Regions from separate parts of the Homo sapiens genome. Here region 2 is linked to region 1. The links are chromatin contacts, found by Hi-C or POLR2A ChIA-PET in ENCODE. All regions are on one chromosome and are shown on one strand. The core of a region is the stretch at or near the end of the contact, and the rest is flanking DNA. Distances in the headings are between cores, read along the strand shown.

Region 1 (6,317 bases), core at 2,384-4,883:
ACCCAACCCATTTTTCTTGGCAAGAACAGCAGTCAGAGTCTGACAGAAAACATAAAGCATGACTAATGACACTGGAGACTAGACATTTTTTTCAATGCTATTTAATTATTCAAAAATTATTTGCTGTGTATTCTTTTAACATTCAGAATCTACTGTATACACCACACTTCAGGGGCTACTAATGTGAACTAATTAGACATGAACATGATGCTTTTTCCTCATGGAGATTATATTCTAGAGATAGAATTACAATTATATAATTTTCAATAATTTATTAACGATATTTAGTGATGATTTAGATAAGTACAAAAAAATTAAGTATGTTAAAACAGCATGTAGCAGAGTGTAAGATGAGGGGCAGTTACAAGAACCTTTTTTTGAGGAAGTGACTCAAAACTAAGTACTGTAGCATAAATAGGAGTTAACTAGATGAAAAAGATTTAAAGGAGGAAAACATTTTAGCATACTTTCTGAGTCAGAAAAGAATATGGTACATTTGGAGAATTTTGATATATGTTTGGATATCTTATTTTTGAAAAGGGAATATAAATAAACCAATTATCTTGAGGCTTAATTATACAGTTTATCAATAATAGTGTCTTCAACGTTTGTTACCCACGGTAATAAAAACATGACACGTCATAGGCACTCAAATCTTTGCCATATAAGTAGTGCTGAAGATGTTGCACTATTATTTTTATATTTTTTAATTGTTTTTGAGACAGAGTCTTGCTGTGTTGCCCAGGCTGGAGTGCAGTGGCACCATCTCAGCTCCCTTCAACCTCCGCCTCCCAGGTTCAAGTGATTCTCATGCCTCAGCCTCCTGAGTAACTGATACTACAGGTGCGTGCCGCCATGCCTGGCTAATTTTTGTATTTTTAGTACAGACGGGGTTGGCCTGTCTTGAACTTCTGACCTCAAGTAATATGCCTACCTCAGCCTCCCAAAGAGCTGGGATTACAGACGTGAGCCACTGTGCCTGGCCAAGATGTTGCACTGTAAATAAACACTATATAATCAAGATGATGGTGAGACAACTTGGGGCGCATTCCGAAAAATACATATTTAGAAAATTGAGGCCGGGCGCAGTGGCTCTGCTGGGTACGGCATAATCCCAACACTTTGGAAGCCGAGGCAGGTGGATGACCTGAGGTCAGGAGTTCGAGACCAGCCTGGCCAACATGGCGAAACCCTGACTCTACTAATAACACAAAAATTAGCTGGGCATGGTGGCGGGCGCCTGTAGTCCCAGCTACTTGGGAGGCTGAGGCAGGAAGGTGGGAGAATCACTTGAACCAGGGAGGCTGATGTGGCAGTGAGCCAAGATCGTGCCACTGCACTCCAGCCTGGACGACAAGAGCAAAACTCCATCTCCAAAAACGAAAATTGGACTTTGAGCTGGCTTTCACTGGATAAGTAAGGTTTAGAAATCTGTGCAGTATATTCTGGAAAAGGAAAAGTAGTGAGATGCAAAAGTATAGGTTATAAGCAAATTCAGGCAGGTAATGAGGATTAACTGTAACATTTCCTGTGGTTTATTTTTTGTTACTTAATTATGAGCACTCATATAGGAAACATATCTTTCGTTTCAGGCTACTATTTTCCTGATTAGTTAAATGTACAAATGATACACATTCAGTGTAATTTAATCATTTTTACATTAGATTGAGCAATGTAAAATGAGACTATCCTACACTGGTAGGCAAATTTCTATTACTAAGTATAATATTCCATCATGCCTCTCTGTGTGAAAAACAAGAAACTGCCTATTTAATCTTTTACCAATGCTAAGTTTTCCAAAAAATGTGACCTACCTTTCTGGAGTTCTATGTTGGGTCCTGGAGTAAATGCTGGCTCAATACTCAGTTTAGTAAAAGCTATAAGAAATGATTAGAAATTTGTTTAATTAGGTATGGGTTTATGAAATACTAAAATATTACACATTAGCAAGATGAAGCCTTTATTATTAAATGATGTCTTCACAGTTTTGATTTTTATGGAGACTTGCTTAGAAAAACTTACAATTTTTCAACAAAATTCCCAACGTAGACATCAACGAAAGGCATATTATCCCTAAGGTCCCAGAAATTAACCTCCACAGAGTGGTCTTAAACACTGTAGAGAAAGACAGACAGAGTAATGACTTAAAGAGCAAACTCAGGAGCTGAGTTCTTAAAAGCAGAAACTAGTGACGGAGAATCCACAACATTCTTTCATTTGATAACGGAGTCATCTTGCCAATAAAACACTGAAGACTTTCCAATCGGGACTTCACCCAATACCAACATTTTTATGTGATGTATCTTATTCTTCAGGAAGATTATTCAAACATTTTCTTCTCTACCAGCTCTGTTGCAGTAAAGTGAATTTACCATTTATTTTAAATTGGCAGAGGTGCTTAAAGATCTGGAGGTAGAAGATATTAACAAGCACCACGTTGTGTTTTATGGACTTACATAACAGGCATTTATTTTTATTCTCTCAACAAAATCACAAGATAGATAGTATGGTTCTCATTACATAGATGAGAAAACATAAGGTCCAATAATAATGTTATTTTCTCAAGGTATCAAAGCAAGTAAGTATCCAAGTCAGAAATCACATGAAAGTGTGTCTAGCTCAAGAATCTTTCATTCAACGTAGTCTACCATTGTCACAATAATACTAGTTGAGAGTATGCCCTCTCCTCATCTCAGTGCAGGTTTTGCTCTGATAAATGTCTAGCTGCTCATTGGTTCGTAGAGATATTATAGGGAAAAGAAGACATAGGAACATTCTGGACTTGGTGTGATAACTGATAACAAATTGATGGGTAACAACTTTGAGGCCTGGCTTCATTTCACAGTATATTGAACATACATAAACAATCCTTTTTCCCCTAGAACATTCCATTTGTTCATACTCAAAATTACTTGCTTTTAGGCCTTTCACCTAAAACATTTCAACATTAGGAGATTCTGTGCTAACGTGAACACACTCTCAAAGAGTGATGTCATTAACAACAGTACAATGTGTCAAACTGTTCATTTGTGTAATTTTTGGATGTCACAACATAAATAGTCAATTAAAACCTTTTCAGCATTGTGTCATTAATATTTGGCATTTTCTATTGCTATACTAGAACACTGTTGCTCACAATTTAACCAGGCTAAAGTTCAGTTCTCACTCAGAATTTAAAGGTAGCCCTGTCAGAAACCACTCTTCAAACCTGTGGAAAAAACTTCATGAAATCATGTCTAAGTTATACAATGAAGAATCAGGAAAATATAATGAATGTGGAAAGTGCTAATGCATGAAAATCCTAAAAACATCCACTGTTAATCATGTCCTTTTCTCTTAAAGCATTACCCCAAAATCAGCCAATCCAAGAAATAGCTTTTCTGGTTATTTTTAATTTAGTGACTGAAATCACACATACCTGCCATGAGAAATTATGTTCCAAGAGCGAAGTAGAGAAGGCACGATGTGTACTTTTTCAGAAAGAACAGCGTTGAATTGTTGAAGCTGAGCTGGAGATTAAAGAATCTGAAAGTTGAGTATGAAGAAATTTAGCAAAAATAGAGAATGAAAAATTGTGTATTTAAATGATGTTCTTGAATCATCTATTGGTGAGACATGTATTATAGTGTGAATAAGAAGCAGTAGAATCACAAGCCTCTGAAGTGTTCCAGGAACCACAATACAGGAAATTCTCACAGTACTTTTGCAATATTAACACTTTGGCAAGGACTAAAGAAGGTGAGAGGAGGTCAGAGGGAGTTTTGTTGCTGTTTTGTTTTTTATTGTTTGAAAATCAAATTCATTTTAAAGGGTTATCTGGAAAATGAAGGAAATGATGGGCAAACCAAAGGTAAATTTACTTAGCATAACAAAATTACTTACAGAATTTTCCTCTTTTAATAATAAACATTTATTATTTACCTTGTACTTAACACAATTTAAAGCACTTGGCATATCTTAGCTCATTTATTTCTGTAAATGGCTTGATAGTAAAGATATATAAATATCTTCAATCTATCAAAGAGAAAACTGAGGCATACAGAGCTAAGTAATTTGCCCAAGGTCACATAAATTGGGATTTCCATGTCTCACTCTGTTCTTCTGATCTCTACCTAATTATCCTGGCCACGACAGGCAAAGTTCAAAAAAGTAGAACTGGATGGGTTTCCCACTTGGACGCCTCATTCACGTTAGCCTTAAAAGCTTTTTTCAACACCTCAATTTTCATTTTCTTAAAGTTCTTTAAGCACGACTTCAGCTTCTTTATTTTCCTTATTTTTACTAATACATTATTATATTGTTTAGTGTGTTATCTAATTCAGATACTATACTGATACTTCGATATACACTTTTTCATCTACAGAAGAGTAACCTTGTTAATAGGAATATCAAATGTGGAACAGGTCAAATTTCCAATGTGGAAGAGATTGGCTATAATAAGAATCTTGAAAGGAGAGATTTCGATCCATGATTTAGTATCTGGAAATACAATCTACCATGCACCCCCATACAAAAGCAGACACTCAAATAAACGTTTTGTGTATTATATTTTGTATATTGTTTATGTTCAAGCATTATAATATTACTATAGATAAACCCTTTTGTAAAAGATGGGCTTTCAACCAACAACAGAAAAAAATGAAAGAAAAGACTACTTTGACTTCTCAGTTTTTATGAAGTCAAAACTTTCCATCTTTTCAGTTTGCATTGTGTGCCTAGAGCTGCTTTCATTGCACCAACAAATTTGTTGAGCTATAAATCCTCACTGAAGAATATAAGCGTAAAATCTACTTCATCCAGACTGTATGCAAATCTTAGTTGAAGTGATTTATTTAAAAATCCTTTGCTTACTTGAAATCTATTCATTTTTAGTGTTAGAAAAAGCTGGTCTGGAAGAAACCTGTCTGATACTATTTTTCCCCCATGTAAAATTGCCTCAAAATATAGGAGATTAGGGGTTTGCTTTTAGTTTTTCTCTTGAGAGAGTACAAATTTATGACAGAATGTGCAATAGGGATTATTACTACACTTTCATTACTAACACAACCACCTTTATTTGGAAGTTAGAGGTTCTAAGTTTTTAGAACCCTGTTTGGTGAGAATACGTCCATCAGTCATTGTCCTTTTTTTCATCTTAGTTCACTGACTTAGAAATAAAAATCCAACAAATACAAGTTTACTTCAAGAACTCCAGGCTTAAATATTTAAGATACCTAAACACACACACACACACACACATACACACACACAGTAAACATATATGTATATACCTCTTTAACTCTTTCTGAGCTGCCAACTCTGATTGTTCTTTTTTTGTTTGTTTTTGTTTGTTTGTTTTTTGAGATGGAGTCTCTGTCACCCAGGCTGGAGTGCAGTGGCTCACTCGGCTCACTGCAAGCTCCGCCTCCCGTGTTCACGCCATTCTCCTGCCTCGGCCTACCGAGTAGCTGGGGCTACAGGCTCCCGCCACCACGCCCAGCTAATTTTTTGTATTTTTTTTTTTTAGTAGAGACGGGGTTTCACCGTGTTAGCCAGGATTGTCTCGATCTCCTGACCTCGTGATCCGCCCGCCTCGGCCTCCCAAAGTGCTGGGATTACAGGCGTGAGCCACCGTGCCCGGCCTCTGTTCTTTCTATTTATTTTTGTACGTAGACAGGTGAATGATTTCCATGTACTGTATCTCTCCCACTCATCTCCACTTGTTCCTGAAGTTATCATTGCCTCGCCTATGTCCCTTGGAATATTTGGGGAACTATGGCCAACTAGTTATCTGTATAGCTGTATCTATGGGTTCTTTTTTTCTCCAATAACTGCTGAAAGCCTTGCTGTTCTCAGACATGCTAATCCGGAAGTGCTGAATAATCATCACCAGAATGGGCGTCAACAAACGAATCTTGTGATTTGCTATACAGTCCAGCAGTCTCAGCCCTAAAGTCAGGTAATTCTGAACATTGTGTTTTGCCCAGTTCCCAGAATTACTCAATAGTGTTATGTTCCAGTCACCTCCTCTAGAAGCTAGATTAAGAAAATAACCTTTATTGCGTTCCACTTTCCCTTTCCTATTACATTTCCTTTCCTACATTTATTGCATACACAATTCCAAATAAAGTTTCTACTCAAAGTATTCTCTGAGTGTGCTGCCGAGAGAAACCAGACTAAATTCCGCTGAAATATCCAGCTTCACTTACATAAATTTGCTTTTGAAAAGTTAGGTATCCTGCCAAAAGAACGTCTCTCTTTGCAGGACTTTCCATCCCCTAGTATCCATTGCAGGAAGATGCCCTCTTCCTCCCCTGCAATTTACTAGTGCCCTTGGT
Region 2 (6,317 bases), core at 2,294-4,793, 150 kb before region 1:
TTGCACTACTGGGAATATAACCAAATGAAAATAGATCATTATATCAAAAAGACGCATGCACTCACATTTTTATCACAGCACTATTCACAACAGCAAAGATATGGAATCAACTTATGTGCTCATCAGTGGTGGACTGGATAAAGAAAATGTGGCATATATACACCATGGACTAGTACTCAGCCATAAAAAAGATAAAACCATGTCCTCTACAGCAACATGGACAGAGCTGGAGGCCATAATCCTAAGCAAATTAATGCAGGAACAGAAAACCAACTACTGAAGGTTCTCACTTATAAGTGGGAGCTAAACACTGAGCACCCTTAGACGTAAATATGGGAACAAAAGACACTGCAGACTACTAGAGGGGAGAGGAGAGCAGGGAAGAATGGTTCAGAAAACTACCTACTTTGGATTATACTCACTATTCTGGTATAATATACCCATGTAACAAACCAGCACATGTACTCCCTGTATCTAAAAATAAAAGTTGAAAGAAAAAAAATTGGAAAAATTCTCAAGGACAGTTGACTGGCCAAAGATTTTTTGAGTAATACCCCACAATCACAGGAAACCAAAGCAAAAATGGACAAACGAGATCACATTAAGCTAAAAAATAAACAAAACCCCCCCACGAGATTCTCTTATCTTAGACTTTTGACAATTTGATTATATTATGCCTCATAATAGTCTTTTCTGGGCTGATCTTGCTCATGATTCATTGAGCTTCATGAATCTGGATTTCCATATCCTTCCCAAGTGAGGAAGGTTTTCAGACAGTATGTCTTTAAAGAAAAAATATTTTTGACTTTTTATGTCTCTCTTCTCCTTCTGAAGTTTCTATACTTTCTATACCATATTCTTGGTGGTGTCTCAAAGGTCTCATGCTTTCTTTGCCACTTTTTATTCTTTTTTTACTCTAATTTGTTAATTTTAAAAGACTCTTTTTTTGAGTTCACTAATTCCTCTGCATGATTGAGTCGGGCATTAAAACTCTCTATTGACTTATTTATTTCTTTCATTGTGTTCTTCAGCTCCAGAATTTTTGTTTGGTTCTTTTTAATAGTTTATATTTCTTTATTAAATTTTTATTTTGTTCATGTATTTTTTGTTTTAGTTGTATTTTTTGTTTACTCTTTTCTTTTGCATCTCACTGAGATTTTTTAAGATGATTGTTTTGAATTACTTTAAAGGAAACTTATAGATCTCCATTTATTTGGATCAGTTGCTAAAGCTTTATTAGTTTCCTTTGGTGGTGTCATATTTGTCTGATGCTTTGTTATTTGTTTATCCTTGTACTGATGTCTGTGCATTTGAAAGAGCAGACTCTCTTTCAGTCTTTACAGACTGGTTTCGGTAGGTTAAAAGCTTCTCCTGTTAGTGTCCTGGGCTGATGAGATTGCCTTCAGTATCATGGTTGAATGGGGTTACAGCCAGATCACATGGTTGCTTACGGGTCCAGAGTGGGATCTTTGGTTCATGATCCTTTTACTAGGGCTTCTAGCAGGCTTGTATCCTATTTAGTGCCTCAGAGGGCCAAACTGGCTCTAGAATCATACTGTATAGGGCTGGGGAGGGGATGAGGGTCCACTTCAAGGTCTGTAAATGGTGGGTCTATTATTAGGTGTGTAGTTGGGGAAGAGTTTATCTAGTTTGCTGGGAAGGCTGCTCATGGGTCTCTGAGTGGGTTCCTCAACCTGTGGCACAGAGGAGTTAGTGCTAAGTCACAAGGTTTCCTCGGGGTCTATAGCTGAAACCAGTGTCTTCATGTCTGTCTCTGGGGTCATGGTTGAGTGTGTTTTCTGGCAGGTCTGTGGGCAGGCAGATTTGCCTCAGACTGTAGTTGAGTTGGGCTGGAGCTGGATCCAGAATTGTTTCAAGATCTGAAATAAAACTAAGGTCTGTGCCTGCAGGGGCACTAATGATGTCTCTCTCCAGGTCCCTGTATGGGCAAACTGCTCTCTAGCATAGCTGAGAAGTGTCGAAGCCCCTTTTCTGTCCAATTAAAGGATCTGCTGTGAAACCTAGGTCAATGGTCTCCTAGTTGGGACATGGATGCACATGTCCTCCCTCTGTATCCCTGAGCTGGCAAGACTGCTCACAGTCCACAGCTGAGAAGGGTGAAGGTCAAGATTCAAGGCTGTTTCAGAAACTACCGTGGAACTGAAGTCAGCAAGCCTGTACTGCTGACAAAGATGATTGAGTCTCACAGCAATTTCCTGTGATTAACTCAGGTCACAGTTGAGAGGAGTTTGAGTGGAGATTCAGGGCCATTTTAGTATCTTCTGTAGGACAGAGGTCAGCAAGCATGCCCCAGAGGTACAGATGTATATGTCTCCCAGGAAGTCTCTGTGGGTGAAGGACTGATCTCAAGTTGTGGCTGACACTAGTTAAAGCCAAGTTAGAGGGCTGTTTCAGGGTCTACATTGAGACTACAGTTGATATGCCTACCTCCTGAGACACTAGTGTGTGAGTCTCCTCCTGGGCCCCTGGGCAAATGGTTTTGGCAGCATGACCAAGGCCTAAATGGGGCTGAAGGCAAGCACAGGAGGATGGGTCCCTTTTCAGGTCTGGAGATGGAATCACTGTTGGTAAGTCTGCCACTTGGATGCAAATCTATTCCCTAAAACAACCTTCCTAGGTCTTGGGTTCCACTGGCATTTTACAAACTCCTACTTGAATTCCAAACTCCCTCAAAGGAACTTTTGTCTGTGGATGGCTGAAAAATTATTGTTGCTGTGGGGGCATATGTGTGGGGGACCACCTATTCTGCCAATTTACTGACTTTCCTCCTAGTAAGATTTTAAAATTACTTTTTCCCCATACATAGTTTGACTTCAGTTTTTGTCATTTACAACTAAATATTTCTATGAAAGTCGACATAATTTGTTATGGCGGAGGATGAATAAATGAAGAATGTAATGAATAGCTATTTAATATTTCAATTTCTGGTATGCTAATATATTTCAAAATTGATTAATATTTTACCTATCCAAGATATTTTTATCAAGGGTAATCTGAAGATTAAATAATCTATTTTTAAAAATTAAGTGCAAAAATTTAAGAACTAAGAGAAGTTAATAATATAACTTTGGCAATGATGCTTTTTGTGCCAGCTACAATCAATTGAGTAATTACTGCAGTAATTTTTCAGAATAATTAAGGAAAAAATCAGTAGATATCAGTTGATAATATTACTATGAGTTTTAGAATGTTTTCTATTATAATGGAAGTGACATAATAAAATAATATAAAGAAAAGAAGTATGCAATGTTAAGATTTAGCAACCTAGTCTAAAAGGCACTCTTAACAAGGTGAGGGTTGACAATGTTCGTGATCAAGACAGAAAAAAAAAAAATTCTCATAGGCACTTGAAAAATGAACCAACTAAATGACACACTTTCAAAGTCAACCTTGTACTTTTAATAGACCAAGTATCCTATATTTTGGAGGTGTGTGATGAGATAAAACTGATTTCACAATAGCCCATGTGTAGAATTTCCTGTTCAAACCTTAGTAACACGTTGATGAGAAATCTACTTTTTCCACTCTTGACTCACTCTGAGCCTTCACAGGGCAGTCTGCGAAGATTGCAGGCATTGTTTGTTCTTGTCTTGGATTTATGCCTTTAAATTTCACCTTTTATTACACAGCTATAGCAGGCCTTTTTATGAGACTAACCTGGCCTCTCCACTAAAGGATGTGTGACTTTCTGGGGACAGAAGGTATGTATTGCTACTCTCCAACTCTCTACTAGCCTACCTCATTTAGTGGGTGATTTCAAGTGCTCAATATGATACAAAGGAGGTATAATTAATATACAATAAAATCAAAGTAGAATATTGCTGTCTTCATTTGAATAACTCAGGGTAAAAACCTAAAATATGAAATATGTTGAAGGATTTCTTAAAGTTTTCAAATTATTGTTTGTGGAAATCTAGTGGGTTTGTTGATCAATATCGTTTAAGGGAAAGCTATTAACATCACAATAATGAACAATTAATTTTGTATTTTGTAATCAGTACATCATGTATCTTTGAATAATAATTTATATTTAGCTTAGCCATTAAAGATTATTAAAATAAATCAATCAATTGATGAAAGCCAAATACAATTCCTCAGACACGTAGATTAGAGAAAAGCAGTTTTTATTTTTAATAAAAATCAGAATGAGGTAGATTACATAAAATGCTAAAGGTATTACAAAGCAATAAAAATACTTTTTAAAAATTGATCAAAATATTGCAAAAAAAGATGTAGCGCATGGACATAGGAGACTTATCTGAAGATTTATTTTCCATGCTTTAACTGACATGAATCAGAAACAGTAACATAACAATTGTGACTAAAATAATAATTAAAGTAGCTAATGCTTATTGAGAACTTTAAGTGCCAGGTTGAGTGGTAAATGTTTTACATGCAACGTTTTATATGTTCTTATGCCCATTTTAGATTAACAAACTGGGTTATTAAAAATAGAATAACTTTTTAAAGGTCGCACATTATAAGTGTCAAAGCTAGAATTAATTCTAGATCTCACTGACTCCAGAGCCCATTGACTAAATGATTTAATTACATTATCTGAAATTTTACAAGTACTTATACAACTAAAGTGGCCTTTACTCACTTTGACAACCATAAAATCATTCTATAAGTTTAAATGAAATGTGCTTTAACATGAATTACCTATACTTTTATTTATCATTTTTTGGTTCATAATTTAGCCAGGAAATAAATTACCAATTACTAATTAAATTACCAATACTTCTGTAAGTATTAACAATTTATGTAGTGTTCCTAATACTATTTAGGTTATGCATAAGTTAACTGTGTCACATAGCATTTTCTGTCATATACAAATATTTAATTTTTTATAATTTTTAATAAATAATTTTTAATAATTTCTTAGAACATTTCAGCCATTAAGAAAAGACCATTTAATTACCTCTATTGATTTTCATTAATGTGTATAAATTACTAATTAAAAGTAATGTAGTGCAAGAAATTTTTATATATATATATGTCAACTTTACTATTACTCATGTGCAGACCACATAGTCTTAACCATTACTGGATTTCAAAATTAACATAAAAATGAGTGCAGAAGTTTTTCTAATACAACATTTTAATTTTTAACACAGGTAAAACATCAGACTTTAAGAAATATATTTTTATTCCTGAACTTCTTTATTCCTTAGTAATTTATTGCTTCTCATTGCCCCAGCAATAATATTTTGTCAAATGCAGAAAATTTATCTTTTTTTTTTGAGTCGGAGTCTCACTCTGTCGCCCAGGCTGGAGTGCAGTGGCACAATCTCCGCTCACTGCAACCTCTGCCGCCCATGTTCAAGAGATTCTCCTGCCTCAGCCTCCCGAGTAGCTAGGACTACAGGCGCCTGACATCATGCCCGACTACTTTTTGTATTTTTAGTAGAGACGGAGTTTCACCGTGTTAGCCAGGATGGTCTCGATCTCCTGACCTCGTGATCGGCATGCCTCGGCCTCCCAAAGTGCTGGGATTACAGGCGTGAGCCACCGCGCCCGGCCTAAAAATCTTTTTTTAAAACAAATATTCATAAGAAACGTGTTTAGGCTTGAAGAAAATCAGAGAAAGAACTTTAGATTATTTAATGCAAAATGAGCTCCAATACTCGTTCTCCACCTCACCCTTTTAATTGCACTAGGGAATCCTGTATATAAACCATTTATTAACTTCTTAACTACTGTTATTATAGAGTACAGTCCCTGACATCACACACTGCAGAGATGGATAACCAAGGAGTAATCTACTCAGACCTGAATCTGCCCCCAAACCCAAAGAGGCAGCAACGAAAACCTAAAGGCAATAAAAACTCCATTTTAGCAACTGAACAGGAAATAACCTATGCGGAATTAAACCTTCAAAAAGCTTCTCAGGATTTTCAAGGGAATGACAAAACCTATCACTGCAAAGGTAAAGCATTTAAAAGATCCTCAATATAACAGTCTAGGATGTGCAGCTTGGGGTACAGGAATGTGGGGAAAGAGAAGGGAGTGCTCATATATCTTCTATTTGCAAAGATCAGAATTCCAAGTTGAGATATGCTATTTCAATGTAAAGTATGAAGACTGATTGAACTCATTGTTGAAGTTTGTAGTCTTTGTCAAATAATTCATGGAGCATTATTTTTCCTGAAAATTCAATGGTATATTATTCTGAGAAAAAGATTACAATGGGAGATGAGGGTTTGGGGTCCAAGTTTCTCTGTATGATTCCTGTGCATTCAGGTTCTCTTGTCTGTGAATCTTCTAAACGACTGTATCCACCTCTCCTTTCGCAC

What was found. Hi-C counts contacts between places; a loop is a spot of excess contacts on that map. ChIA-PET counts read pairs that join two places held with the same protein, here RNA polymerase II (POLR2A).
Region 2: a loop to region 1 is called in a map of natural killer cell, with 2.1 times the contacts of the local background. The contact joins the promoter of KLRC1 here to the promoter of KLRD1 in region 1. A Hi-C loop is called at or near these places in 1 of 168 maps with a recorded cell type or tissue (natural killer cell). POLR2A ChIA-PET finds 5 or more read pairs at or near these places in 1 of 52 experiments (activated CD4-positive, alpha-beta T cell).

The regions. Positions count from the first base shown.
Region 1 is chr12:10,305,186-10,311,502 of GRCh38, reverse strand. It overlaps KLRD1 (killer cell lectin like receptor D1), which reads right to left and starts at 3,633. Exons shown (of 6, transcript NM_002262.5): 1 at 3,419-3,633; 2 at 2,023-2,115; 3 at 1,815-1,877; 4 at 1-39. The coding sequence starts at 3,425.
Region 2 is chr12:10,450,603-10,456,919 of GRCh38, reverse strand. It overlaps KLRC1 (killer cell lectin like receptor C1), which reads left to right and starts at 3,543. Exons shown (of 7, transcript NM_002259.5): 1 at 3,543-3,722; 2 at 5,733-5,950. The coding sequence starts at 5,764.